Linked DNA regions of Mus musculus: regions 1 and 2 are each linked to region 3. Evidence: chromatin loops called from intact Hi-C (ENCODE). Cell type or tissue: heart. All regions are shown on one strand. Each heading gives the region's core, and the rest is flanking DNA. Links, peaks and the distances in the headings are about the cores only.

Region 1 (9,510 bases), core at 1-8,000, 76 kb after region 3:
TTTTTCAAATTGAAACACAGAGAGATGAGAGCTTCCTGCTGCTTGCTGCTTCTGGGCTGGGTGACCTTTTCAAGCCCAAGTTCTTTCATGTGTAAAATGGAGACATTTAAGTCACCCTGCAGGTTCCCCTGGAACAATTCAAGTAAAAGATCTGACACTCTTTGCAGGCCAGGTCACAGGGTCAGTGCCTGTCCCCACAGGCCACATCTGGCAGGGCTTGCCTTTGCTTCCGCCTGGGTTTTATTTTGTTTATTTAGACAGGGTCTCAATGTTTGGCTTCAGTTGGCCTTGAATTCACATCAATCCTCCTGTCTCACCATCCAGAAGAGCTGGGATTACACAGCTTTGCAAATGTGAATTAGAACAGGTCTTGGAGCTAGGCAAAAGGACATCAAGGACAGAAAAATGGGCTTGAAAAGGTGTCGGGGAGGGGTTGGTGAGATGGCGCAGCGGGTAAAGGTGATTGCAGCCAAGAATGATAACCGGATTTTAATCTCTGAGATCCGAGTAGTGGATAGGGAGAACAGACTCCTGAACATTGTCCTCTTGTATTAACACACACACACACACACACACACACACACACACACACACACACAGGAGGTATCAGTGAACCAGGCTCAGCAGCCTTCAGTCATAATTCCAAAACTAAGGAGACAGAGGCATAAGGATGTTTGGGGCCAGAGAATTCCAGGTTAACCTTCGTTATCCAGGGACGCCCTTCATAAATGAAAACATACAAATGACAAGAATCTCACAGCCCCAAGACCTCCAGACTAAGTCTCTAATTCTGAATACAAGAATGGATGTTCAGAGTGAGATGAACTGTGGCTTATGTTTGTTTGTTTTATTTAATTACTGCATTTACATATGTGTGGGGCAGGGGTGGGGGTGCCAATGCACAGGTGTGGGGTTGGCTCTTTTCTTTCCACTGTGTGGGTCTTGGAGACAGAACTCAGGCTGTCAAGTTTGGCAGCAAGCACCTTCACCCGCTGGGCCGTCTCCCTGGCTGCTGTTTTATTTGTTTTTCTAAGATGGGGTCTGACTACATAGTCTCAGCTAACCGTGGAACCCAAGATACTCAAGATACTGGGGTCACATAGTTGTACCAACACCCCCTCCCCGCCAACACCAAGAGTAGTGCTTTTTTTTTTTTTTTTTTATTGGTTTTTTGAGACAGGGTTTCTCTGTGTAGCTCTGGCTGTCCTGGAACTCACTTCGTAGACCAGGCTGGCCTCGAACTCAGAAATCCACCTGCCTCTGCCTCCCGAGTGCTGGGATTAAAGGAGTGCGCCACCATGCCCGGCTGAGTAGTGCTTTTTTTTGTTTGTTTTGGTTTTTCAAGACAAGAGTTTTTCTGTGTAGCCCTGACTGTCCTGGAACTCACTCTGTAAACCAGGCTGGCCTCGAACTCACAGGCTGCCTCTGCCTCCTGAGTACTAGTCCATTTTAAAGGCCCTTCTAAACCCTTAGTAGCAGGTCAGCACGGAAGTCTGATGTGTTCTCTCCCACCTCCTGGAGTAGAAGCCTCAGGAAGCCCATCCTTTAGGCTCTATCGCTAAGATTTATCTCCAGTCAGACTATGTGTGCTCCCTCAGGGTCCCGACTCTGGCTTAAGTCACCAGCCTTTCCTGCTTGGGTCACCTCCTAGGTACCTACTTCTCCGGCTTTGTCTCCACACACAGCCAGAAACTTTGGTAGCTGGTAGCCCTCTTCTCTGCTTGGGGCCTTCAGTAGCTCTCTTCTCACTCAGACCCTTCATGTCCATGCCCAGCTGCTCAGTATCCTAACCTCTCTTCTCTGATCTTCTGGCCTCCGGGGCCTTTGCATGGGTTGTAGCAGGTCAGCCTGGCTTCCTCCTTATCTAGTGATGGCAGGATCTGGTCACCATAATGATAACAAGGATTCTTAACTTGCTCCCTCCAGCACAGAACCAACCAACCATCCACCTATCTCCCCAGCAGAGCCACAGGGAAAGAGAGCTCTGATTCATTCATTGCTGTATTCCGGAGCCTAGAACAGTGTCTGGTATTCTGAAGGTGCTCTGTAAATGTACTGAATGAATGAGTGAGTGAATGAATGAATGAATGAATGATGGGCAACCAAAAAGTGCTGCGCTTCCAAGTATGGGGTGGGGGGGGTACATACCTTTGTAACCCCAGCATGGGGAGGCTGGTGCAGGAAGAGTCTGGCCTATGCCAGCCTATGAATACCGTCTTCCCACAGCACAAGCAGCAGCTGAAGTGGAGTGTGTAGGCTTTTCTGTGAGGGTACTGGGAGCCACGGGGAGTTGTAAACAAGGGGAAGGAACAGGTTAAAGTTTGGAAAGGTCAGTGAGAGCCAAGAAAAGTCCTCTGGTGCCAGGTCTTTAATCTCAGCACTTGGGAGGTAGAGGCGGGCGAAACTGAGTTCAAGGCCAGCCTGGTCTACACAGAGAAACATTATCTTGAAAAACCAAAACGATAAGTAAGTAAGTAAGTAAGTAAATAAATAAATAAAGCCTCTAAACCAGGGTAAGGGCTATACTGATGGAGAGATATCTGGTCAGATGTTCCAGCCCTGTGCGTCATGACAATGAAAAACACGTATTTCTAATGGCCTTACGATCATGAAGTAGCAATGAAATAAACTTGCGGTTGGGGCTTCCTAAGATCACCGGAAAGCGGTTGAGAACCTGCTGATCTAGTTGGAAGTTTTCTCCCAAGTGGGAATGGGAGCAGGACATTGGGCTTGGGGAGGAAGACAGATGCATAATGACTTGTGGCGTTTGAAGTCTATGTGGTGAGGGGAGCCAGGGGTTCTGGGTGTCGGATGGGGAAGCAGGGGAGATGGAGTCGTGAAGCCGGGGAAGATGCGTGGCCTTGTGCAAGAAACACATTTCCTGCAGGCTTCTCAGCAAGTGGCGGTGGTGACCTTGCAGGGACAGACACGGACAGCCAACACCACGCCCAGAGACAGTGGCCAGTGGGAACACTTGCTTCTCTGCCTCTGACTGGTGACAGCTCTATAGAGATGTCAGCTGGGTCTTCAAACACACTTCCTCCTCCCCTGGGGAATGGACTAGCAGGCTTCCTGCAGGCCAGAGTAGAGACTGCCTCTGGCGTAGGTAAAGCCCAGACTGAGGAAAGACACGGGAGGGTTAGACCTGGGGGGATAATAGTCTGAGGGAGGAGGCTGGAGGAGGGTCTGGAAGCCTAGTTTCTTAGATTTCCGGCCTGGCTGGCTCCTCCAGTCCCAGCTGGCCCCTGCACACCTATAAAACAAGCTGTGTCCTAGCCCCCACCATATCAGGGTGGGGCAGGGCTGGAGCAAACCCTTCAAGGCCAGAGGGCTTTGAGGACCAGCATCAGCTGCTGCCTCAGCCACCTGGGTAATTAATTAATTACATTAATCATAGTTTCCACCCCCACAGTGGACATCCGGAGCCTGTCTGAGGGGTGAGAACTCAGCCAGAGCTGCCAGGGTACGTGGCTTGGGCTGTGTCTGGATTTCTATGTGAGCCTCCCGAGGCCCCTCTGGACCCTTGGATGCGCAGCCTCCTGCTGCTGCTGGGGCTCAGCTCCCAGAGGACCTCTCCTATGGAAGGACAGGCTCATGGGGTGAAGCTCTCAAAGGCTCTCCTGGCTGGGGCCTGGGATAGACCACTCTTGGTCTGCCGAGAGAGCGGACACCTCAGTGTGAATCCCCATTCCAGGAGATTCTGGCCTCTGCTGGTGTACAGATCCTACTTCTAGGGTCTGTTTCTCTCCCCCTGACCCCTTGCCTCTCATTCCCTAGAGTGCGAGAGAGAGAGAGAGAGAGAGAGAGAGAGAGAGAGAGAGAGAGAGAGAGAGAGGGACAGACGGACAGACAGACACTGACTTACTATCCTGAACTCTCTAATTAGCCCAGACTGGCTTTGAACTCAGAGATCTGCCTGCCTCTGCCTTCTGAGTGCTGGGATTAAAGGCTAACTCCCCACAATAACATACATTTTGTGTGAATCAGGGTCTTAAGTAGTCCAGGCTGTCCTGATCTTAATTATGGAGCCAAATATGATTTTGAACTTCTGAAGCTCTGGTCTCTATCTTCCATTTGCAGGATTACAGGTGCACACTACCACTGGTGATTTTTGGGTGCGAGGGATTGAACCCTAGGCCTCATGCATGCTAGGCAAGCACTCTGCCGACTGCTTTGCTCCTCTTGTTTTCTTCCGAGAGAAGGACTCAGATAACCCTGCCTGGCCTCAATCTCACTACATAGCCATGCAATCCGGAATTCTCGCTTGGATTCCAGTCCTGTGCCACCATGCCTGCCGTTGGAGGTGCTGAGTTTGGAACCCAGGGTGTCGTGCATGCTAGGTGAACACTCTATCCACTGGCCCAGCCCATTTCTTTTTTCCCCCCAGTCTTTCCGCTCTCCAGCCAAGGCGGCCCTGGGGGTGGACAGTGTGCTGCCTCAGCCTCCCCCACGCTGGCACTGAGATTACAGGCCTGACTCCACCATTCTGTCTTGAGACAAGGTCTTCCTATGTAACTCAGCCTGGCCTTGAACTCCCTGCAATCCCCCCGCCCCCCCCCCCCCCCCCCCGCCCTCCTCAGCTTTCTTTGAGTGCTGGAGTCACAGGTGTTCATCCCTGTCTTAGGTTTCTGTTTCTGTGACCCTGGGGTCTCCATGTCTCTAGGCATCCAGCACTCACACCTCTCCAAGGCTCCTGACATACTTTCTTACTGCCGGGCCATCTCTCCTGGTCCATCTCCTCCTCCCTTCCTGCTCTGTTTCTCAGCATTGCTGGGGCATTAAAAATGTATCAGCATCCCAGCGGGGGCAGGGGAGCTGGCCCTTGTGCAAGACTCCCTGTGCCTCCCGTGTCTTTAACTCCCTGTGGCCCCTACATGCTGGCTGGCCTTGAGACTGGCCTGTGCTCTGACCTCTCCAAGTCACAGGATCTCCACAGCCCTCTGGCTGGGGTCTTCTGATCTCCTTTCCTGTCACCAAACCTCTCTGCCCTTCCAGTGTCCCTGCCTATACCCCTCCCAGCACCCCAGCACCCCTGCCCCTTTCTGGTATCTTTCTGCCCTCCCTTGCAATCTTCCTTCATTCTTTGTGCATGACTCCATCCTTGCATTACTCCATCCTTGCATAGGTCTGATCCCCGTCCCCTCCCTCTCTTGGCTCCTCTTCCTATATCCCTGCTCTCCATCCTGTCTCTTGCCCCCCCCTCCCCCTCCCCCATTTCTTCTCTGCTCAGTTCCCCTTCCCTAACGAGAAGAGACAGCCAGGCCTGCCATCCCCTCTTCTCCCCTCCCCCGCCACTGTGTGGGGCTGCCTGGATGACATAGATGAGCAGAGAGAGATAGGGAAGAGTGGGGAGGGAGGCTCAGGCTCCAGCAGGAGGTCCAGGTGGTGTAAGCCCCATTCCCAGAGGAGGCCAGGAAGCAGGGAGGCTGAGCAGCTAGAGCCAGGGGAAAGAGATGTAGGGAAAGCAAGGGAGAGATGGAGAGAGCAAAGGAAGGACAAACAGAACAGAAAGGAGAAAGAGCCCGGAAAGAGAGAGAAGGGAGAGATGGAAAGGGAAATGAAAAAAGAAAAAGGAGAGGGAGAGAGAAGGAATGAGGAAGTGGAGATAGGAGTAGGATGGGTTAGGAAAGGCCAAGGTCCTCTCCCCAACGTTCGAAGGGAAGGCCCAGCCCCAGGAAATCCCCCCAGGGATTCAACAGAGAAGGGACAGTCACCACAGGTCTAGGAAATAGGAAGCACTTTGGGGAGCTTGCCCAGCCTGGCTATTGGGTTGCTGGCTTTCAAAGGCTTTCAAGGGACGGGAGTGGAACCTTGGGAGAGTGTCCTTTTCGGTTTCCCCGTTCGCAGGCTGGGAAGGGGAACAAGGTTTGCTCTGGGGTTCTGTGGAATCTGCTATGAGGTACCACACGGGTGGATTCTAAGAATTCACTCAGAGGGACAGGTACAGATCTCATCTATCTGGGAGGTCAAGGCCAATGACCTCAAAGGAGGTGACGAAAGAAAAAACGAGGCCAAAAGTGACAGGCATTCTCCCTACGATCCTTCTGATCCCCGTTCTGAGCAAACTCTCCAGAAACTCCCCGCTCCCCATCCCAGAGTGTGTAGTTAGGAAGAAACAGCCAGGTCACCTGCTAGGGGCGGGGCGAGGTCAGCACACCTGTTTACACCTCACCCCATCCCCCACCCCCACCCCCTGGCCTCGCAGAGCCCCAAGTCCCCTCCAGGGCTGGGGGGTGGGGAAAGGGGAGCGAGTCTTAGAGAGGAGGCTCCTCCCATTTACCTCTCCAAGTGCTTCGAGGACAAAGGCGTGACCAAAGGAGAGATAAGGTCCCGAAACCAGGAGTTGGGACTCTTAGCGCTCCAGCCCCGCCCCGCCCCTCCCAAACTAGGTGAAAGCGATACCGGAAAACTTCCCCAGGGACGTTGCCACTCACAAGGAAAGGGGGAAGGGGAGGAAAACTGCAAACCTCCCGGGCTCTGACTCTACCTGGGACACAGCCGACTAAGTTCCCAATTTCAGGCTACGTCTTTAAGCCTTTGATTATATTTGGGGGCAGAGGGGTAAAGGTCAGAGTCCCTTGATCATTAAATTCCATTGCCTACAGCTAAATCCGAACCTGCCAAGATAGTGCCTCTGGACCCTAACTGCACCTGGACCCCAGCGAGCAGAGCTCTTTGCCCACAGTTAAACCCAAGACCCACAAGTTTGAACCCCTTTTCTCCAATTCTATCTAGACCCGGGTTAGGCTCGCCTTCTGAGATCCTGGAGGCAGAACCTCTTAATTTTCCCAGAACCCAGGGGTCAGTGTCTGTAAACTCCCTGAGGCTTGCACTCCAGACTCACACCCTTCCTGCCCCTGAGTGCCCCCAACTCTCATCATTGGTTTGCCAAGGGCTCCCAAAGACCGAACTCATCCCCCCCCCAACACACACTCGTCTTGGGAACCTCGACTGTGGGTCCCCTCGCGCCCAATTCTCCCCGGGCCTCGGATGCCCAACCCAACAAGAAGGAAAAGAAAAAAAAGGGGGGGGGGTGTCGTCCCTCCTCACCATCACGACCCTCCAGCTAGTGTGAGTGGGGGGAACATTCTCCACATTCCTGAGGGGGGAGAGCAGAGACGGAAATCCAGATTCCGGATAAGTGATCAGCACAGGATGGGGAGGATTTAACCCTTTCCACGCCGAGGGAGGTGGAGGGGGTCAGAAACCCGGGTTAGAATGGACACTTGTGATTACGCGAGGTGCAGAGAGGGAGGTTAGGAGACTCGGAGAGAGAGCCCGGTGTGTTGCGAGAATCTCGATCAGTAGGGCCAACCTAGAAGGGGGCACGAGGGAAAGGGGCCTCGGGGAGCTGGGAGTGAGGTGGGGGACGATGCCCCGTTCCCTCCCTTCTGAGGACTGACGAAGGCATCCGCGCGTTTTCACCTGTTTCCTGAAGCAGGAGCAGTAGCAGCGGCAACAACGGCAGCGTCGGTGACAATCTGGACGGCGGGAGGACTGCGGCCCGGGCCATGGGGGGCCCGGGGAGGGACTGGGCCCGGGCAGGGGGTGCCTAGGGACCACTCTTCGTGTACCGATCGGCTGGGAGGGCAGTCAGGGGTCTGAAGTGTCCGGCTCCAGGCCGGCTTCCGCCGCTCACGGCTCCCCGGATCAGTTCGTTCGGCCCAGCTTTCCCTCGCCTGGCTCTCAGGATCCGCGCCCCCCGGCCCCTCGCTTAGCTCCAGCGGGCCGGACTCATGACGTCACAGGCCCCGCCCCTCTTCGCCAAGCCGATCCTAGGGCTCAGGCTCCGCCCCTCTCAGGGCTAAGACCCCGCCCATCCCGCGTCCCACACCTGTCTGGCCCCACGATTCTATCTCCGCCTTCTCCTGGAATTAACTATTTGACCACGCCCACTCGACATGGAGCCACGCCCACACACAACCCGGGAAGACCCACTGCGCCCCCTACTGGTCACTCTAATGAGACGCGGTCACACCCCCTTCTAAACTTCCGGTCGCCTCCCACCAGGAGAAGCCATGCCTTCTCGCCCAGACCACGCCCCACTGCCCTCTGGTTAGCCTGAGTATGTGGGCTCTCATAGGGCCTCCCTTCCTGAGGCACCGCCCCTTGGTGAGGCCACACCCCTGTCCCAGCCTTTCTCCTAGTCCTGCTGCTGTGGTAGGTCGGGGTCACTTCTTAGTGGACCCCATTTCTTTCTGATCTCTGCCCTGGGTTCTCGTGTCGCCGCATCATTTCTTTCCAGATTTCTCCTCTTTCTCTACCTCTGAGTCTCCCTCCGCATCCCCATGTTTCTCTGTGGCTCTGCTCTGGTGTTTCTTTGTCTGTCCATGTGCCTATGTCACTTAGTCCCCGTGTCTCGTTGCATTCCTTTGACTGTGTGCGTCTCTCTTTGCGTCCCTGTCACTTTCTGTTTCTTGTCTCATAGTTTTTTTCTGTGTCACTCTTAATATTCCTGTCCCTGCATCTGGCCTCTGCGTCCCTCCCACCCAGTATCCTTTTTTTATATCGCAGCCTTCCGCGAGGGGGCAGCATAAACCAACCCAGCAGGCCGAACCCCGCTGGGTGGGGCTGGACCAGTCAGTCTGTCCTCTGGCCCTACCAGTCCCTTCCGGTTGTCCTTGTCCCACTTTCTCTATCTCACCAGAATCCTGTGGTCTTTGTGGCTGGTTTTGAGGCGGCCCTTTTGTCTCTTCGTAGACGCTCCACCCTCCCCACCCCCACCCGCCTTTTCACATTCCCAGGGCCGCCGAGTGGAGCTAATGAGAAGGTCCACTTGTTGGGGATGGGGGAGGGGAACAGGTACTCCGCTGCTGAAGTACCTGACAGCCAAATCCTCCCCAAGGGCCAGGCATTTGGGGGTTTCTTGTGAGAGAGCCACCTGGGCTGGGGTAGGGCCCCTTCTCCACCGGCCACATACATGAAGCCCCTCTCCCATGTGGCAAGGCCCAAGGAGTGGACCCTGGCTCTGACCAACTTGCTTTCCACTCTTGTTAATGCTCCTATTTGTTTGCTTGCTGATTATTTTGTGTGTGTGCAGGCCGTGCTGACTTCTGAAGGGCAAATAACAACTTGCTTTGAGTTGGAAGCAGCAAGTGGGTGCCGGGGCCCCAACTCACGTAGCCAAGTTTGGTGGCACAACCTTTGAAGCCATTCCACCCACCTTGGTTTTGTTTTATGAGATGGCATCTCCTGTCGTCCTGGCTAACCAGCCAGGGATTGTAGGCATGCACTGACTCCAAGTTGAGCTAGCTCTCTCCTTTCTGAGCTGTTGCCACACCCCTTTAACAACATTGTTGATAAAGGGTTTTAGCTTTGTCTGCCCACCAGGCCCTCGTGTAAGTCTTCTCCCAAGCAGTCCCCGATCAAGCCGTGGAGAAGGAAGGGGAACTGAGTCATGGGAAGGGAAAGTGGCTTGGTGCCAAAGGTCAGGGTTATGAAAAGAGGCAGGTCCACAATGGACACTATTCAAAATTCTTTTGTTGCTCACAAGAATCTTAGGAAGGGGGT
Region 2 (8,000 bases), core at 1-8,000, 120 kb after region 3:
AAAAGAAAACTGACAACCAGGTTGAAGGCCAGTGCACCCAAGACTCTCATCGGTATCTGTGTTTCTTCCTCTTTCCTGGCCACAGGATCTTACTATGCATCCCAGAGGCGGGACTTAGCCCAAGCAGCAGTGGAATTACAGACAAGTGTCACATCAGACCAAGCATGTCTTCAACCCTCGACAAGAGACGTGCTTTCTGGATTCCTCGTGATTTGGGAATGCTGGTGCGTTTTAGCTATTTAGTTTTAAATAAGTCTCTAATTCCAGGGGAATCTGACACCCTCTTCTGGCTTCTGTGGACACTATATACAGATGGGGGCACATACATACAGGCAAATACTCATACACACAAAATAATTTTTTAAATAATAATAAATATTTAGCCGGGCGTGGTGGCGCACGCCTTTGATCCCAGCACTTGGGAGGCAGAGGCAGGCAGATTTCTGAGTTCGAGGCCAGCCTGGTCTACAAAGTGAGTTCCAGGACAGCCAGGGCTACACAGAGAAACCCTGTCTCGAAAAAGAAAAAAAAAAAAAACCCAAAAGATAAAAATTTAAAATATATTTTAAAAGTTATATAAAGTTGGGCACATGCCTTTAATCCCAGCACTCTGGAGGCTGAGGGAGGCGGATCTCAGTGAGTTCAAGGCCAGCCTGGTTTGCGCACAGAGAGAAAATCTTAAATATAGAATAGAATGTACTTAGGCTAAAAAAATTTCATATTGTCAAAGGCCTGTAATTCCTCCAGAGGCCAAGGCAGGAGGATGAAGAGCTCCAGGCTTAGCTACATAGAAAATCCTTGCACCACAACCTCAAGGGCCAGGCACTGAGGTGCATACCTTTGGTACCAGAAGTTAGGAGGCAGCGGCAGATGGAGTTTATGAGTTCAAGGCCAGCCAGGTAGACCACTACCTAAACAAATTCCAGAACAGCCAGGGCTATTAAGAGAGATCTTGAAATAATAACCACCACCACCACCACCATGGCGGGGGTGGGGGAGACCCCACAAAAACCAAGGCTAGATGTCGGTAGCACTCTCTGTACATATGTAGCATGGTGCCATATGGAGGTCAGAGGATGGCTCAGTTCTCTCCTTCCACCCCGGGGATGCTGGGAACTGAAGTGATGTCATGAGGCTTGGCTGCACTGCCTAAAGTCAGTACTCCTGTTACTGCCCAGTCCTTTACAGTATAGTCAATAAAGCCATTTCCTTATTAAAAACATGGGAGTGTGGCTCAGTGGTATAGCCCCTGCCTAGAATCCCCCAGTGAGGTGCTGGGGGCGTGGCTCAGTATTAGAGCCCCTGCCTAGAATCCCCCAGTGAGGGGCTGGGGGCGTGGCTCAGTGGGAGAGCCCCTGCCTAGAATCTCCCAGTGAGGAGCTGGGGGCGTGGCTCAGTGGTAGAGCCCCTGCCTAGAATCCCCCAGTGAGGTGCTGGGGGCGTGGCTCAGTATTAGAGCCCCTGCCTAGAATCCCCCAGTGAGGGGCTGGGGGCGTGGCTCAGTGGGAGAGCCCCTGCCTAGAATCCCCCAGTGAGGGGCTGGGGGCGTGGCTCAGTGGTTGAACTCTGTTGTAGCAAGCACAAGTTTCTGGGTTCCATCCTAAGAACAAAAAGAAAAACATCTTGGCTCTTCTGGCGCTGGGTGTCTGCTCAGACTCAGAGCTGATAAACACTCAGATGCATCAGCTATTTTGATGATCTCAGAAGCTCTTTTCTTCATTCGATATCCAAGAAAAAAACCTTGGCGAGGAGGCTGTAGAGGCGACAGTTCCCAGTGGAGGAACTCAGAGAGCCTCAGAGAAGCAAGGGTTGGCTCGTATGTACACGGCTCCAAGCCAGCACCACATCCCCATATCTCCGAGATGAGTAGCTGGGTAGTGGACATGAGTGTGGAACTCACCTCTGACACTTGGATGCGTTGGTAGGGTTCTACCCGGCAGAGCTCAGTCAGGTCTGGGTTGTGTTTCTTTCCATCAGGGAAGAGGAAGCTGAGGGGAGAACATAGTTGGGCTCTGAGGGGCTTTACTCACAGGGACCCACTTACCTCATCTACCTGGTGTGCGCGCATTTGTGCATGCATGCATTGGTGTATGCATACATGAATATGTGCATGTGTGAGTGTGTGCACACATGTGTATTAGGACCTGACTCGCGCCCACACTGGAACTTCCCAGAGCAAGTGTATTCTCCAATCCCTGGGACAGAACTGTCCACTTGGTCATTTTAGAGAAGCTGCACTGAACTGTTGGCCTCCAGCCTGAGAATCAAGAAAGAAATCTAAACCTCTGTCCTTTCAGGATCCGTGTTCTATTTTGTAGTATTGACCTAGCCTGGAGCATTTTAGGCAGGGGCTCCACCACTGATTTAAATTCCCAGCCCCTCACTGGGGGATTCTAGGCAGGGGCTCTACCACTGAGCCACGCCCTCAGCTCCTCACTGGGGAATTCTAGGCAAAGGGCTCTACCACTGTGCCACGTCCCCACTATGATCAGTTTATACTTTTTTCTTTTTCTTGCTGAACAAGAATCTCACAGTGTAGCTTACAATGCAGATCTCAGGATACTCCTGTACCTTGAATACTTACACACACACACCCCACATATCTCCCTCCTGCTCAAGACCAGTACATTTTCAAAACAAAGAACAGAAGACCAAATACATTCAAAAAAAAAAAAAAAGGTATAAAATGGGATCATGAAGGCGACATAAGCTTGCCTGCTCCTTGAGAGTAACACTGTTGTTTGTAATGACTCAAGGCTCTTGCTATTTTGTCGAACAGGAGCTTTGTGAACAATGAGAAGCAACAGGTCTGTGCACCTGTCCCTCTCTTCTCTGTCTCTAGCTCACACCAGCCCTGCAGCTCATTGGTAGCATCTGGCCTAGCTAGGAAGCATCCCCAGCGGGGCAAACCACGAAAGATCTGGGTGAGAGAGAACCCTGGAGAGCCGCCGGCCCCTCCCCTCACCACCGCGGGCAACTTCCCTCAGGAAACCGCCGGAGGCAGCTGAGGTTACAGGTGGAAAACCACTAGTTTGGCTGTTTCCCCGCCCCTGACCTGACAATCTAGACCCTAGAGCAGGATACAGTTTCTAGAAGCACAGGCTTTGAAGCCCAGTCTGCCGGAGGGATTTTGCACTTTGCAGCCGCTGCCTGACTGCAGACATTCCCCCGCCTTGAGAACCCGGCCGCCCCCTGCTGGCAGCTCGTGGCGTTGCAACTTGGTGTGCTGGCTGTGTCCACGCCCGTACCTTCAAGCCAAACGCATGACTTGTGCTAAATCTCTCCAAGTAGATTTTGCTAACACCCTTTTCCTATTAGGCTGGGGACTCACATGCCGTCCTTTTGTCCCTTCAGGAGCACCTGCAGCAGAGGTTTGTTGAGAGGAATGGTTTGCAGGATGCTTCCATCGGAGCTCACGTATCCAATGGCCCACTGCCCCAGGCGGGTACAGCTTGGCCGGAAGATATAGCTGTGGAAAGATGACATGGGATGGAGAGTGGTCGCTGCTGTCTCTTCTTGGGACACTCAGCTGTCTGCCCTGTCTGGGATCCAGGTATCTCCTTCCTCATCCTTTATGGAAGAGGGGCCTTGCTCCCCATCCACAGTTACAGACTGAGAAGGTATATGTCTGTGGCTTTAGCTACCATTGCCCACCATAGCAATGGGTCACATCTGAGAATGAGCCTAATACAGGAAAAAACGGAAGCAAGTTACACTCCGGCATGACCTCCGATGAAAGTGCTTGAAAGCTTGGATCTGTCTGTGTGTTCTTTCTTTCCATTTTATAATTTTCCCTCCCTTCACCCATACAGCTGATTGAAGGCTAGCTTGGGCTACGAGATACCTTATCTACCTATAGCAACCCATCTAGACAAGGACATTGTCACCGAGCAGCGTCTGGTATGAGATAGAGACAGACAGACTGAGAGTGGCCCTCCCCTTTCTCTTCCTTCCCCTCCCTTCCCCTCCCTCCCCCAGCCTGAAGAGAGTAGGGGTCTCTAGAGAGCAGCTGCTATACTGTCCTTGCCTTCCAGAGGCTGCCACACTTCAGCCCTGCAGAGACTGATTTCTTCCTTCAACCTGTGGGTGCTCGGTGTATCCTCAGCCTGTTAAGGAGAGCCAACTAGCTGGACCGTAAGAGGTGCACACTTTTAATCCTAGCACTCAGGAGGCAGGCAGATCTCTGAGTTCGAGGCCAGCCTGGTGTACAGAGCAAGTTCCAGGACATCCAGGGCTACACAGAGAAACTCAAAATGAAACAAAAGCAAACCCGAGTGGAGTGGTGATATCCATAACCCCAGCACTCAGGACATGTAAAGGGAGGATTATCAGAATCTCATGGGTCATCCTTAGCTACATGGCAAGTTTGAGGCTAGCCTGGGCTAAATGAAGCAAGCCCTGTCTCAAAGCAAAACCATTTTTTTTAAAGATTTATTTATTTATTTATTATATGGAAGTACATTGTAGCTGTCTTCAGACACTCCAGAAGAGGGAGTCAGATCTCATTTACGGATGGTTGTGAGCCACCATGTGGTTGCTGGGATTTGAACTCTGGACCTTCGGAAGAGCAGTCAGGTGCTCTTACCCACTGAGCCATCTCACCAGTCCAAAGCAAAACCATTTAACAGGTTTATAGCATAGCCTCTAACTTGTCAAGATGGGGCCTTAGCTTCAGAACTCCTTGGTAGAGCTGCTTTATTTGCTGGGCTGTGGGATGACCCAGGAGGCTCCAGAAGAGGAGGCAGGGGTTCTGGGCATCTTAACTCAGAGGTTTTTTTTTTGTTTGTTTTTTTTTGAGACAGTGTCTCAGGTGGCCCAGGCTGGCTTTGAACTTTTCATCCTCCAGCCTCCACCTCCCAAGTGCTGAAATTACGGGAAAACCACCGGCCCCCAGCTGCAGAGCTCCCACTTCTGGGTTCCCAGGAACCTCAATTCTTAGCCTCTCAGAAGTTGAGGGATTCCGCCCCCGCCCCCGTTCCTGCCCCCTACACACTTGCCAGGACTAGACTACTTGTCCCAGGGAACCCTGCTTTGCTCACCTGCCTGGTTTGTCCCTGTAGGCCTGCAGGCGTGTTTGGACCTCATCGTAGGTGAGGAAGGCCATGTAGCCAGGATGGTTGACAGCCAGGAGTTGCCAATTCCTCAGTAAAGTGGGCCACGGCTGGGAGGGACAGAGATAATCACTAAGGGACCAAGGAAGTAGCCTATGCCCTAGGACCTTCAGAGTTCAAGAATCCACCACCCTACCCACATCCGTGATGATCCTGAACACGGTTTATACACACAGGAAACCATATACCCTTTCTTCCCCAAGACTCAGTGGTCCAGACCCAGCCTTCCTCCCTTAGATCCAGTGTGCCCAGTCCCTATCTCCTTCCTCAGACCCAGGGGTCCAGGCCCTAGCACCTTCCTCAGACCCCCTGCCGTGACCTTCCCTGACCTGAAAGAGCCTGGTGAAGACGTCAAACTCAAAGACAGACACGTGGCCGTTACAGGTGAGGTCCAAGGTGGACCGCAAGGCCTGCATGGTGGGGCCTGGTTCCACAGGGTGGCAGGCACACAGGAGGGACTGGAACTCAGCCCAGGGAAGCACGCACCTGGATGGGAAGGTGGTATGGTTACAGCTACGGATGGAGAGAGGGTCTATGATAGGAAGAGGCTGTTCTCCCCACTTCCGGTCCTTGGGCAGGGCAGTTAAGGGATTTTGGAGCCCACTGTCCCGTGGTGAAGGTCCACTCACCGAACTCCACAATTCTGCCTCCAGAAGATGTGGGCAGAGCCCTTGGTGAGCTGGTACAGGTGCCCACAGTACTTCCCAGCAGGGAAGAGTGCGCTCAACTCCGCGTGCATGTGACTGAAGATGAGGGCCAGCTTGGCCAGTTGTCGCCTGCGGGGGGGCGGGGGGGGGGAAGCTATGAGCATCACACATGATGTAGGGAGAGTCCCTACAGGTGCAAAGCCTCCAGATTTCCTCTTATGAATCAATGTACCAAGAGCCAGTCTCAGTTCTGAGGCCTCTGTTTTCTGCACCTCTGTTTCCTCATCGATGAAGGAAGTGTGGAAGCTAAAGTCCAAACTGGCCTCCAGCCAGCATAGCACAGGCCCAGAGCCTGTTGCGGCTGGAGAAGTCTCGCCTACTGAGATGGGGTATAACCATCTGCCATCGGTGTTTAGCGAATGCCCAAAACTGCCTTCCACACCAGTGGGTGTGGGTGTGTTGGCTGCCCTGAGTTTGAGATCAGGATGTAGAAGGCAATAACGGGTTTTTGGACAACTAACAGCTATGAAAGTTCTGGAAAATCATTAACAAATGTTTTCCCAAGTTGCCTCCGTTCCTCACCCGTGAAGTGCAAATAAACATGTGAGTTCAGCTCCTGAACCTTATGAGCACAGAGAGGACACAGCTCGGGGCAAGGTTCAGCAGTAGAGCCTCTGCCTAGAATCCCCCAGTGAGGGGCAGGGGGAGTGGCTCAGTGGTAGAGCCCCTGCCTAGAATCCCCCAGTGAGGGGCTGGGGGCGTGGCTCAGTGGTAGAGCCCCTGCCTAGAATTCCCCCAGTGAGGGTTTGGGGGCGTGGCTCAGTGGAAAAGCCCCTGCCTACCATGCTTAGGGTTCTGGGTTCCATCCCCAGCATTTTCAAAATCAAAAAAACCCTGCATATTATATTGGGTTAGCACTCAGTGCATGCTGATTTTATTATATTTCTCATTTATACTAATAGCTTCCGTGGCCAGGTCTGTAGGGCTCCTGACAGTTTCTTAGCAACCTCGCTTCCCAGAATGCAGAGCTGTGTAGCCCAATGAGTTTGCCATCAGCAACTCTGGCTGGCTCAGACAGGAAGCTACCTTCCCCATCCCCCACCCTTTTTTTTGAGACGATATCTCATTATATAGTTTGAGTTGGCCTTTAAACTCACTCTGTAGACCAGGCTGGCCTCAAACTATCAGAAATCTGCCTGCCTCTGCCTCCTGAGTGCTGAGATCTGAGTGCTCAGAGGGCTCTGGCACCACATTCAGCCTAGAGTGACAAGCTGGTTCTTTGGTTTGCTTGGTTTTTTGAAACAGCTACAATATTCCACAATTAAAGGACCTGCTGCTGTTTCTCTTGTAGCCCAGGCTGTCCTAGAATTCAGTCTGTAGGCCAGGCTGTCCTTGAACTCAGAGATCCACCTGTGCTGGGACTAAAGGTATGCACCACCATTTGGCCTGCCTCCTCCTCCTCCTCCTCCTCCTCCTCCTCCTCCTCCTCCTCCTCCTCCTCCTCCTCCTCTTCTTTTTAAGATTTACTTTTGGAGCTCAGGGGTTACATAAAATAAAAATAAGTCTTTTAAAAAATATTAACCAAAAAAAAAAAAGAAAAAAATTACTTTTATTTTTAATTCTGTGTACGTGTGCATGCATGTGTGTGTATCTCTGTGTGTGTGTGTAAATCGATATGTGCACATGAGTGTGGATTCCTGAGGAGGTCCGAAGAGGTGTCCGATCCCTTGGAGCTGGAGTTACAGGTGATTATGAGCCATCCATCCTGGGCGCTGGAATCTGGGTCCTCTGCTAGAGCAGAAAGCCCTCTGCCTCTAAGCCAGTGCTCCTCCGCCTTCCTAAGGCTGAGACCCTTCAATACAGTTCTGTATGTTCTGGTGACCCCAGCCATAAAACTATTTTCCTTGCTACTTCCTTTTTGCTACTGTTATGAGTCATAATGTAAACGCCCGTGCTTTCCCATGGTCTTAGGAGACCCTGTGAAAGGGTGGTTGGATGGCCAGGTTGAGAACCACTTCCCAAAGCCATCTCTCTAGCAGGTGCTTTAGCTGTGGCATATACACCAGACTGCAACAAGGCAGGCTGAAAGAAGTAACAAAAATTGTAACAATTGGGGCTAGAGTTGGTTCAGCTGTTAAAAACACTGGCAACCTGTCTTCTGACTCTGACCAGTGTATGCACACTAACAGTGAAAGCTAATTCCAAGTGATAAAAAAGAAATCTAGCCGGGCGTGGTGCCGCG
Region 3 (9,834 bases), core at 834-8,833:
CCACCAGGCTTCCGTATCAGAATGGAGCGCCTCAAGCCACGCCCTCTTGAAGGACCAACTAGGCCACCGTACTCGACGTCCGCCCCTTTCACCGCAATTTGGTTGTTTTGGTCTAGCAGGGAGTGACTTCTCCGAGTGCTTGAACTTTCTATAGCAGGAAATGCTCTTTTCATGGGTTCTACTTGTTACACTCGGCCAAGGTGGATGGTTATTTTTTTGATTGTATGGTCTTCCCAAGCAATTCCACCGCAGTTCGGATGGCCGTTTCTTCTCGGGTTTTACAAAGTCGATGGTTTCGGAGCTTTTCCGGCCACCGTAGCGATTCGCTAGAGCCACGCCCCTCTTGAAGAGAAAACCCCTCTCTGGCTGCGGATTTTCGACCTAAGGGGTGGTCATTACTTTGTTCTTTTCGCTTCTGATGCGATTTCCTTGTCTTAAGCTTTCGTCATCAACCCTCGGAGACTGTAGTTCATCCTTAGGCCGTATCTGCTTTCTTACGGACACCACACCTGGAAATGGGACCCTAGTCACTTTTTTCAAATAAAGACTCGTTTATTTGTTTTATGTACACGAGCACTGTATCTTTATGTCAGCAGAGGGCATCAGATCACCTTATAGATGGTTGTGAGCCACCGTGTGGTTGCTCGGAAGTAAACTCGGGACCTCTGGAAGAGCAGATATGCTCTTAGCCGCTGAGCCACCTTCATCCCGGACCTTAGCCGCTTTTAGGCCGCTTAGTTTAGCACTCGTCTTCCATTAGGGGTCTGTGCTTTCTTGCAAACCTCGAATCTTTAAACACAAAGACAGGATCTCATTCTGTAGCCCAGGCCGGCCTCAACTCCTGATCCTCCTGCCTCAGCCTCCAGAATACTGGGATTAAAACATAACATACATGAGAGTAATAATCCTATTTTCTCCTTTTGTTTGTTCGTTTTGATGGGTAAAGGGAAAGGTCTTGAAATGAAGCCCTGGCTGTGGCAAGCATAGAACTTGCGGCATCTTCTAGCCTCATCCTCAGGAGTGCTAGGAGTGCTATCGGGGATTACAGGTTATGTCTCAGCACATTAAACAAGTGAGAGACCAATTCCTTTGGGTTCAGACTCCATCTCAGAGAATCTGACTTAAGATTGAACTCAAGTAAACTAACAGGCCGGTACCTAGCACTAGTTCTAGGCTACACCGCAACAAGAGCTTGAATAAAAAGATCCTAATGCAATTGCTTTGGATTTGGCTCCTTGGTGGTCTTTTTGGGGTTCACGAACGTTTGTTTCATGGCACAGCACAAGAACACCATGATTTTACATTAGATACAAAATCTCTCAAATTGTTAGCTACAAAGTTAGTGAATTATATCAGTTACAAAAAGTTCTCAAATTTTATAGTAACTAAAAAGTCAAAGATTGTTAGACCACAATCAAGGACTGGGAGTGTTGGTGCTCGACTTTAGTCTCAGCACTGAGAAGGCAGAAGCCAGTGAATCTCTAACTTCACCTGTTTCAATAAGCAATTATAAGATACCCAACAGGAAGACTGAGAACTGAACACTGATCCTCTGGAAACAAGCCCCCTTAATTGGTGAGAGTGTCTATATCCCTACTAAAACACTCTTTAAAAAAAAATAGCCGGGTGTGCTGGCTCACACCTTTAATCCCAGCACTTGAGAGGCAGAGGCAGGCAGATTTCTGAGTTCGAGGCCAGCCTGGTCTACAAAGTGAGTTCCAGGACAGCCAGGGCTATACAGAGAAACCCTGACTCAAAAAAAAAAAAAAATTCATTATTTTATGTCTTCATGTATGGATGTGCACCATATATGTGCCTAGTGTCCTTGAAAGCCAGAAGAGGGCGCCAGGTCCCTGGAGCTGGAGTTACAGACTATTGTGAGTGGCCATGTAGTCCTGGAAATGGAACTCGGGTGCTCCAGAACAGCTAAGCCATCTCAGCTCCAACTAAAAATCTCCTTAACATAAGGGCCTGGAAAGATGTCTCAGCAGTTAAAAGCACTGGCTACTCTTTCAGAAGACACAGGTCCCTGACACCCTCACACATGCAGGCAAAACACCAATGCTCATAAAATAAGGATAAATAAGTTAGCAGGGTGGTGGTGCACACCTTTAATCCCAGCACTTATGAGGCAGAGCCAGGCAGATCTCTGAGTTCGAGGCCAGCCTGATTTACATAGTTCCCAATGAAGTCTGTATTAGTTACTTTCCTGTTGCTGTGATGACCAACAGCAAGTTTTGGAAGAGTTTATTTTAGCCTATAGCTCCCAAGAGTACAGTGTGGTGGGGGTGGAGGGACATAGGAGCAAGCAGCAGGCATGCTGGTTGGAACAAGAAACAGAGAACGTGTCCCCAAATGAATGTATTAAGCACAGAGAGGGAGAGGGAGGGAGACTGGCATATTTCCTCCAGTAAGGCCTCAGCTTCTAAGTGGCCCCAAACAGTACCACCAACTGAAGACCAGGAGTCCACACCTCTGATCGTATGGGGTACAGCCACATTCAAACCATCACACTGTAGGAGAAATGAACCCTCTCTGTAGGCAGTTTTCACTTCCTCATTGAGTTCTCACATTTCCTGGACCTGAACAGGAAGAGCAAAACAGGCCCCCAGACAGAGGCCTTTTCTTCTTCCCATTTTCCTTCATGCACCCTCTTCATTTTTCATTGTTCTATTCTGCCTCAGTTTCCCCCCAGGGAATACCAGCAGAGTTTCTACCTGTGTAGAAGGGCCTGGGCTTCCAAGCCAGACAGGTGTGATAGGGGACACCTGTAAAGATCACAAGTTCAAGGCCACCGACAAGTTCTAGGTCAGCCTGAGTTACATGCTGCTGAGTCTAGAAGAAGAAAAGAAATATATGAAGATATGTCTGAGCTGGTTGGTGGCACACACCTTAAATCCCAGCACTCGGGAAGCAGAGGCAGGCGGATCTCTGTGAGTCTGATGCCAGCCTAGTCTACACAGTGAGTTCCAGGAAAGCCAGGACTAGAGAAACCCTGTTTTTTTTTTTTTTTTTTGTTTTTTTTTTTTTTTTTTTAAAGATTTATTTATTGATTATATGTAAGTACACTGTAGCTGTCTTCAGATACACCAGAAGAGGGAGTCAGATCTTGTTACGGATGGTTGTGAGCCACCATGTGGTTGCTGGGATTTGAACTCAGGACCTTTGGAAGAGCAGTCGGGTGCTCTTACTCTGCTGAGCCATCTCACCAGCCCAGAGAAACCCTGTTTTAAAAGAATGAGGAGGAAGAAGAAAAGGAGGAAGAGGAGGAGGAGGAGGAGGAGGAGAAGAAGAAGAAGAAGAAGAAGAAGAAGAAGAAGAAGAAGAAGAAGAAGAAAGGTAGAAGGTGGAGCATTGGCTCAGTGGTGTGGTTTGGAGCCTGGATGCTCTTCCAGAGATCCCCACAGGGTTCAGGTTCAATTCTGAGCACCCAAATGTCAGTCCACAAACATCTGTAACTCCAGTTCTAAGAGACTGAGACTGGATTCCCTCTTTTGACCTCCTTGCTGCCAGGCACTCTCATATATGCAGGCAAAACACTCATACACATAAAATTAAGCTAAAACTTTGGATTATACAGATGGGGACTAGAAATGTAGAGACTAGAGTACTTGTCTAGTATGCATGGTGCCTGGGGTATTTGGACACCGTTCATCCCAGTACTTGAGAGGCAGAAGGAGGCAGATCTGAAGGTGTTCAAGGCCAGCCTGGACTACAGAGTGAGTTCCAGGACAGCCAGTGTTGTTACACAGAGAACCCCTGTCTCAAAAAACCCAAAACAAACAAAACAAAACATCGAAAAAAGACAAAACAAGAACAACCAGGTGATTGTTGCTCAAACAAGTTCTCGCTACGTACTGGAAGCTGGCCAGTCATCCTCACACTCGAGACTACAAGTCTGCCTGTGCCTTCACTCAGTGCCAGCTCGTAATATTAAGTGGGTCACAGAACAGACTCACTCTGCTCACCACTAGGGGGCACCCAACACCATCAAGAGCTGTGTTCTCAGCCTCTATAGGAGAAGTGGGCTGGCACAGTCATCTTCTAAGTCTTCGAGAGACTCAAGGTACAGAGTCCTCAGTCTGAGAGAGGAGAAATCCAGGGTTCAGATCACTCGGTCTTAGGCAGAATCGGGGCACCTGGACTGTGGGGTCCTACACAGAGGTGATGAGGAGCTGAGGGGGCAAAAAGTATTTGGGGGTGGCCCTGGGATTGGCTGGGAGCAGAACTTGCCTGGGCAGTAGTTCCCTTTGGCTTGAGTCTGTGGGAAACACTGGACAGAGGGGGAATTGTTCCCCATGTGTCTCCCCCCTCCCAGGCACCCCTAGAGCTTGGCAGCCTCAGTTCTTCCCAGGCCCTGGGGACTTGGGAGCCTTCCCGCCGCCCCTCCTTCCCAGTCCCTGTTTTCTACTGGACTCACAGCTGCCCAGCCTCAGGACCTGGGAAAATTGCCCCAGGAGTATTGAAAGACTGGCTGGCTGTAGGTTATTGCCAAACAGATTAGAAAAAAATCCAGGCCATGGGTCCTCTGCGGGACCAATAGTGCCACCTATGGGACACAGGAGTGAGGAGCAGTCTTGTCCTCAATCCTTATGATGAGACAGGAGAGCCTGGGTGAGCTGCACTTAAGACCCCATCTTGGATAAGCAAAAAAGAACAGCCAAATGAAACATACCGCAAAGCTATAATCATCAAAAGGATGCTATTGTCTTTCTTTGGCTCGGGGGTCTTTCTTTTCTGCCCCACCTATCCTGGAATTTGCTCTGTAGACCAATCAGACTTCCAACTCACTGAGATCTGCTTATCTTTCCCTCCCAGGTAATGGGATTATAAACGCATGCCACCATGCCCAACTCTGTTGGTTAGCTCTTTGTCAGAGGCTACGTGGAAGCATGGCTGTCTTTTTCTCTGCTGTGTTCTGTCCCCCTATCTAGCAAGATTTTTGGTAAAATACATATGAAATTAATATGTTGGAATTGTCCAAGAGCCCAGGTTTCAGTGTGTGTCCTCCTGGGCCCCTAGCAACCTTAGCATCAACATCTTAACTTTAGCAGTGCCTTGTGAGCTCCAACAAGCCTTTCCTCTGTGCCAGGCATCTGTCTGGACAACTCATTCCCCTGCTTTGTCTGGTTTGAACTGAGGACACACACATGGGCTAAGCAAGATTCCCCAGTCCTGAGTTTTTTGCTTTTTGTTTTTTCGAGACAGGGTTTCTCTGTATAGCCCTGGCTGTCCTGGAACTCACTTTGTAGACCAGGCTGGCCTCAAACTCAGAAATCCACCTGCCTCTGCCTCCCAAGTGCTGGGATTAAAGGTGTGAGCCACTACTGCCTGGTCAGCCCTGAGTTATTATTGTGTGTATATGCTGGTGAGTGTATGTGCCTGTGCCACACACAGCATAAATGTAGAGGCTGAGGACCTATGTGGAGTGGGTCTCCCCTACCATCTTTATGTGGGTTCTGGGGACAAATGACCTGTACTCACTGAGCCACCTCTCCACCCTGGTTTGTTTGTTTGTTTGGTTGGTTGGTTGGTTTTGAGAGAGGGTCTCATGTAGCCCAGGCTGGTTTTTAACTCGCTACACAATTGAGAATGATCTTGAACTCCTGATTTTTCTGCCTCTATCCGTCCCAGGACTTTGGAAGTGTTGTAACTACAGGTACCGCTTGCCACATCCGGGTATTTTGGAAAGGTTAAAAATTGTTTATCACCAGGTGTGGTGGTGCCCGCCTTTAATCCCAGCACTTGGGAGGCAGAGGCAGGCAGATTTCTAAGTTCGAGGCCAGCCTGGTCTACAAAAGTGAGTTCCAGGACAGCCAGGGCTACACAGAGAAACCCTGTCTTGAAAAAACAAAACAAAACAAAACAAAACAAAACAAAACAAAACAAAACAAAGAATTATAGGGCTGGAGAGATGGCTCAGCGGTTAAGAGCACTGGCTGCTCTTCTGAAGGTCCTGAGTTCAAATCCCAGCAACCACATGGTGGCTCACAACCATCTGTAATGAGATCTGATGCCCTCTTCTGGTATGTCTGAAGACAGATACAGTGTACTTAGATATAATAATAAATAAATCTGTAAAAAAAAAAAAAAACAACCCTGTTGTGTAAAAGAAAAAGAGAAAGAAAGAAAGAAAGAAAGAAAGAAAGAAAGAAAGAAAGAAAGAAAGAAAGAGAGAAAGAGCAGGGTGGTGGTGCATGCCTTTAATTCCAGCAATCATGAGATAGAGGCAGGTGAATCTCTGAGTTCGAGGCCAGTCTAATCTATGAATGAGTTCCAGAACAGCCAAGGCTACATAGAGATAGCCTGTCTCAAATAAATAAATAATTAAATAGTAATTTTAAAACTGGGGTTTTAAGTGAAAGCTACAGAATGCAGGGTGCTACCACCTTGTCACAAAACCACACTGATCAAATGGGGACGAGATTCCAAAGACCCTCCATCTTGGCCCTGGGAACCTCTGAAAAGAAGCCACACGACGCCAGTGAACCTGGACTCATTTATTCTTTCACTGAAAGACTCTGGGCTCTAGTTGGGAGCAGGAAGGCGGGAGCAGCTGGGACAGGGTGGTGTAGGACCATCCTGGTCTGGTGATGCGAGCAAAGAGGCGCGGTGTCTGTCATCAGGTTTTCCTTTCCCCTAACTTGGGGCTTGCCTGGCAGCTACTCTCCCCTCAGGAGAGTAAGGAGCTGGTCTGTAAAAATGCCTGCGTAAGTGCTCATGGCCGCCGAGCTTTTGCTGTACATGTCCCTGGAGAGAAGAAAGCACAGGGAGGGGTTGGAAGGAAGCACCTAGAGGTTGGAGCCCTGAGTCTGAGGGAGGAGGGCTGGGGTCTGGAGCCCTGAGTCTGAGGGAGGAGGGCTGGGGTCTGGAGCCCTGAGTCTGAGGGAGGAGGGCTGGGGTCTGGACCCCTGGGTCTGAGGGAGGAGGGCTGGGGTCTGGACCCCTGTGTCTGAGGGAGGAGGGCTGGGGTCTGGACCCCTGGGTCTGAGGGAGGAGGGCTGGGGTCTGGACCCCTGGGTCTGAGGGAGGAGGGCTGGGGTCTGGACCCCTGGGTCTGAGGGAGGAGGGCTGGGGTCTGGACCCCTGGGTCTGAGGGAGGAGGGCTGGGGTCTGGACCCCTGTGTCTGAGGGAGGAGGGCTGGGGTCTGGACCCCTGTGTCTGAGGGAGGAGGGCTGGGGTCTGGACCCCTGTGTCTGAGGGAGGAGGGCTGGGGTCTGGAGCCCTGGGTCTGAGGGAGGAGGGCTGGGGCCTGGAGCCCTGGGTCTGAGGGAGGAGGGCTGGGGTCTGGACCCCTGTGTCTGAGGGAGGAGGGCTGGGGTCTGGACCCCTGTGTCTGAGGGAGGAGGGCTGGGGTCTGGACCCCTGTGTCTGAGGGAGGAGGGCTGGGGTCTGGACCCCTGTGTCTGAGGGAGGAGGGCTGGGGTCTGGACCCCTGTGTCTGAGGGAGGAGGGCTGGGGTCTGGAGCCCTGAGTCTGAGAGTGGAGGAGGGCTGGGGTCTGGAGCCCTGAGTCTGAGGGAGGAGGGCTGGGGTCTGGACCCCTGTGTCTGAGGGAGGAGGGCTGGGGTCTGGACCCCTGTGTCTGAGGGAGGAGGGCTGGGGTCTGGAGCCCTGAGTCTGAGAGTGGAGGAGGGCTGGGGTCTGGACCCCTGTGTCTGAGGGAGGAGGGCTGGGGTCTGGACCCCTGGGTCTGAGGGAGGAGGGCTGGGGTCTGGACCCCTGTGTCTGAGGGAGGAGGGCTGGGGTCTGGACCCCTGTGTCTGAGGGAGGAGGGCTGGGGTCTGGACCCCTGGGTCTGAGGGAGGAGGGCTGGGGTCTGGAGCCCTGGGTCTGAGGGAGGAGGGCTGGGGTCTGGACCCCTGGGTCTGAGGGAGGAGGGCTGGGGTCTGGACCCCTGGGTCTGAGGGAGGAGGGGAGAGCTGGGTCTGGACCCCTGTGTCTGAGGGAGGAGGGCTGGGGTCTGGACCCCTGGGTCTGAGGGAGGAGGGCTGGGGTCTGGACCCCTGGGTCTGAGGGAGGAGGGCTGGGGTCTGGACCCCTGGGTCTGAGGGAGGAGGGATAGGGCCTGGACCCCTGGGTCCGAGGGTGTGCATATGCCGGGATCTGTCCCCACTGGGAGGGACACACCTGAGTTTCTCATCCATGCTGATCGGGTATGTCTTCTGGTACAGGTCTTTGGCAACCTCCTTGGCAGAGGTCCAGTAACTTAAGAGGGAGCCCTGCACCGTGCCCAGCAGAGCCAGGCTGCCCGAGTCATCTTCCTGGTTCCCCTGGACCTCTGAGGGAAGCGAGATAATTAGATTAGAGGTGCTAAGGGGACTTTGGGTGAGTCGAGGCAGGTGAGGAAGACGAAGGAATGGTTGAAGAATGTAGGGAGGTGCTTGAGGGTCACCCCACCCCTTCCTTACTCACTCCTCCCGCCATCTTGCCACCCGACCCACTTACCATTTCCCAACATCAGGATGACCAGGAATAGAGCCAGGAAGAACCGAGACCCCATGCTGTCTGGGACCTGGAGCATTAAGGACAGGGTTGTGTTAGACAGAGGGATCACTGGGAACTGCGTTCCTGTTCGCCAGGCGTGGGTGGGACCCTATTCTGTCCCTATTCCTGCCCAACCAAGATTTGAAACCTGTTAATTCAGATGAGGTCTCTCCTGGAATTCTACTCTAGAGGGTTGCTTTTTTAGGAGGGAGGGGTGGCAAAGGGGGGCAGGATAACACAAGGTCTCACTGTGTAGCACTGATTGGCCTGGAGCTCACTCTGTAAAACAGACTGGCTTCAAACTCAGAGAGTCACCTATCTTGAGCTCTCAAGCAGTAGTGTTGATTGTGTGTGCCATTACACCTGGGCGCGCACGCGTGCGTGCGTGCGTGCGTGCGTGCGTGCGTGCGTGCGTGTGTGTGTAGCCAGGCATAGTAGTACATGCATTTAATCCTAGAACTTAGGAGGCAGAGGCAGATGGCTCTCTATGTGTTCAAGTTGAAGTTCAGTCCAGTCTACAATGTGAATTCTAGGACAGCCTGAGCTATACAGAGTGATACCCTGTCTGGAAAAAAAAACATAACAAAATGATAATAATAAAATCAATGTATGTGGCTATTTTGCCTTCGTGTATATAGATGCACGTAGTGCAGGTCTAGTCCCTGTAGAGGCCAGAAAACAGCTTGGATTCCAAGAAACTGGAATTAGAGATGTAGTGAAGCGTTTGTTTGTTTGTTTGTTGTTGTTTTGTTTTTGACAGGGTTTCTCTGTAGCCTTGGCTGTTCTGGAACTCGCTCTGTAGACCAGACTGTCCTCGAACAGTGCTAGGATTAAAAGTGAGTGCCGGGCTGGTGTGATGGCTCAGCGGCTAAGAGCACTGATGGCTCTTCTGAAGGTCCTGAGTTCAAATCCCAGCAACCACATGGTGGCTCACAACCACCCGTAATGAGATCTGACGCCCTCTTCTGGCGCGTCTGAAGACAGCTACAGTGTACTTATGTATAATAATAAATAAATCTTAAAAAAAAAAAAAAAAAGTGAGCGCCACCAAAGCTCAGCCAAACCCCAAGTCTTCTGTAAGAGACTCTTAACCCCTGAGCCATGTCTCAAGGCCCCACTTAAAAACAAAGGAGGCAAAAACCAAAGTCCACAATGTCTCATATAGCCTCAACTTGACTGAGTAGACTCGGCTGATCTTGAACTCCTGATCGTCCTGCCTCCACCCCTGGAATGCTGGGATCACGTGTGTGTGCCACCATATCTAGCTTCATGTGGTACTGAGACTCAAACCTAGAACCCTGAGCACCCCAGGCAAGCACTCTACCCTCTGAGCTACAACTCCAGTTC

Evidence for each region. Hi-C counts contacts between places; a loop is a spot of excess contacts. Peaks named below come from ENCODE experiments on the same cell type or tissue, not always from the same donor. Only the 100,000 strongest peaks of a DNase experiment are listed, where the experiment ranks them.
Region 1: it touches region 3 in a loop (9-fold over the local background); 4 of 42 quality-filtered maps call a loop at or near these places.
Region 2: it touches region 3 in a loop (6-fold over the local background); 10 of 42 quality-filtered maps call a loop at or near these places.

The regions. Positions count from the first base shown.
Region 1 is chr7:19,741,790-19,751,299 of GRCm38, forward strand. It overlaps Nectin2 (nectin cell adhesion molecule 2), which reads right to left and starts at 7,784. Exons shown (of 9, transcript NM_008990.3): 1 at 7,426-7,784. The coding sequence starts at 7,513. It overlaps Gm34744 (a long non-coding RNA gene), which reads left to right and starts at 7,781. Exons shown (of 3, transcript XR_881878.3): 1 at 7,781-8,160. In heart, for the core only: CTCF peaks have their summits at 3,067 and 7,949 (motif pointing left); DNase peaks (open chromatin) are centred at 3,112, 4,332, 6,232, 7,212 and 1 weaker place; H3K4me3 peaks cover 4,932 bases; H3K27ac peaks cover 6,810 bases.
Region 2 is chr7:19,787,069-19,795,068 of GRCm38, forward strand. It overlaps Cblc (Casitas B-lineage lymphoma c), which reads right to left. Exons shown (of 12, transcript NM_023224.5): 2 at 5,741-5,887; 3 at 5,441-5,597; 4 at 5,040-5,161; 5 at 3,332-3,469; 6 at 1,901-1,988. LOC115486450 (a long non-coding RNA gene) reads left to right here. Exons shown (of 4, transcript XR_003946611.1): 3 at 86-224; 4 at 2,843-3,065. Among named protein-coding and RNA genes, the nearest start is that of Cblc, 5.7 kb to the right of the region's middle. In heart, for the core only: a CTCF peak has its summit at 3,200 (motif pointing left); a DNase peak (open chromatin) is centred at 3,093; H3K4me3 peaks cover 943 bases; H3K27ac peaks cover 484 bases; H3K27me3 peaks cover 692 bases.
Region 3 is chr7:19,665,099-19,674,932 of GRCm38, forward strand. Gm44805 (predicted gene 44805) reads right to left here. Exons shown (of 4, transcript NM_001309799.1): 2 at 8,449-8,515; 3 at 8,131-8,281; 4 at 6,481-6,750. The coding sequence starts at 8,503. The coding sequence ends at 6,663. It overlaps Apoc2 (apolipoprotein C-II), which reads right to left. Exons shown (of 5, transcript NM_001277944.1): 3 at 8,449-8,515; 4 at 8,131-8,281; 5 at 6,481-6,750. The coding sequence starts at 8,503. The coding sequence ends at 6,663. Among named protein-coding and RNA genes, the nearest start is that of Clptm1, 5.0 kb to the left of the region's middle. In heart, for the core only: CTCF peaks have their summits at 1,837 (motif pointing right), 3,953 (motif pointing right) and 4,563; DNase peaks (open chromatin) are centred at 3,993, 4,413, 6,613 and 8,323; H3K4me3 peaks cover 1,168 bases; H3K27ac peaks cover 1,089 bases.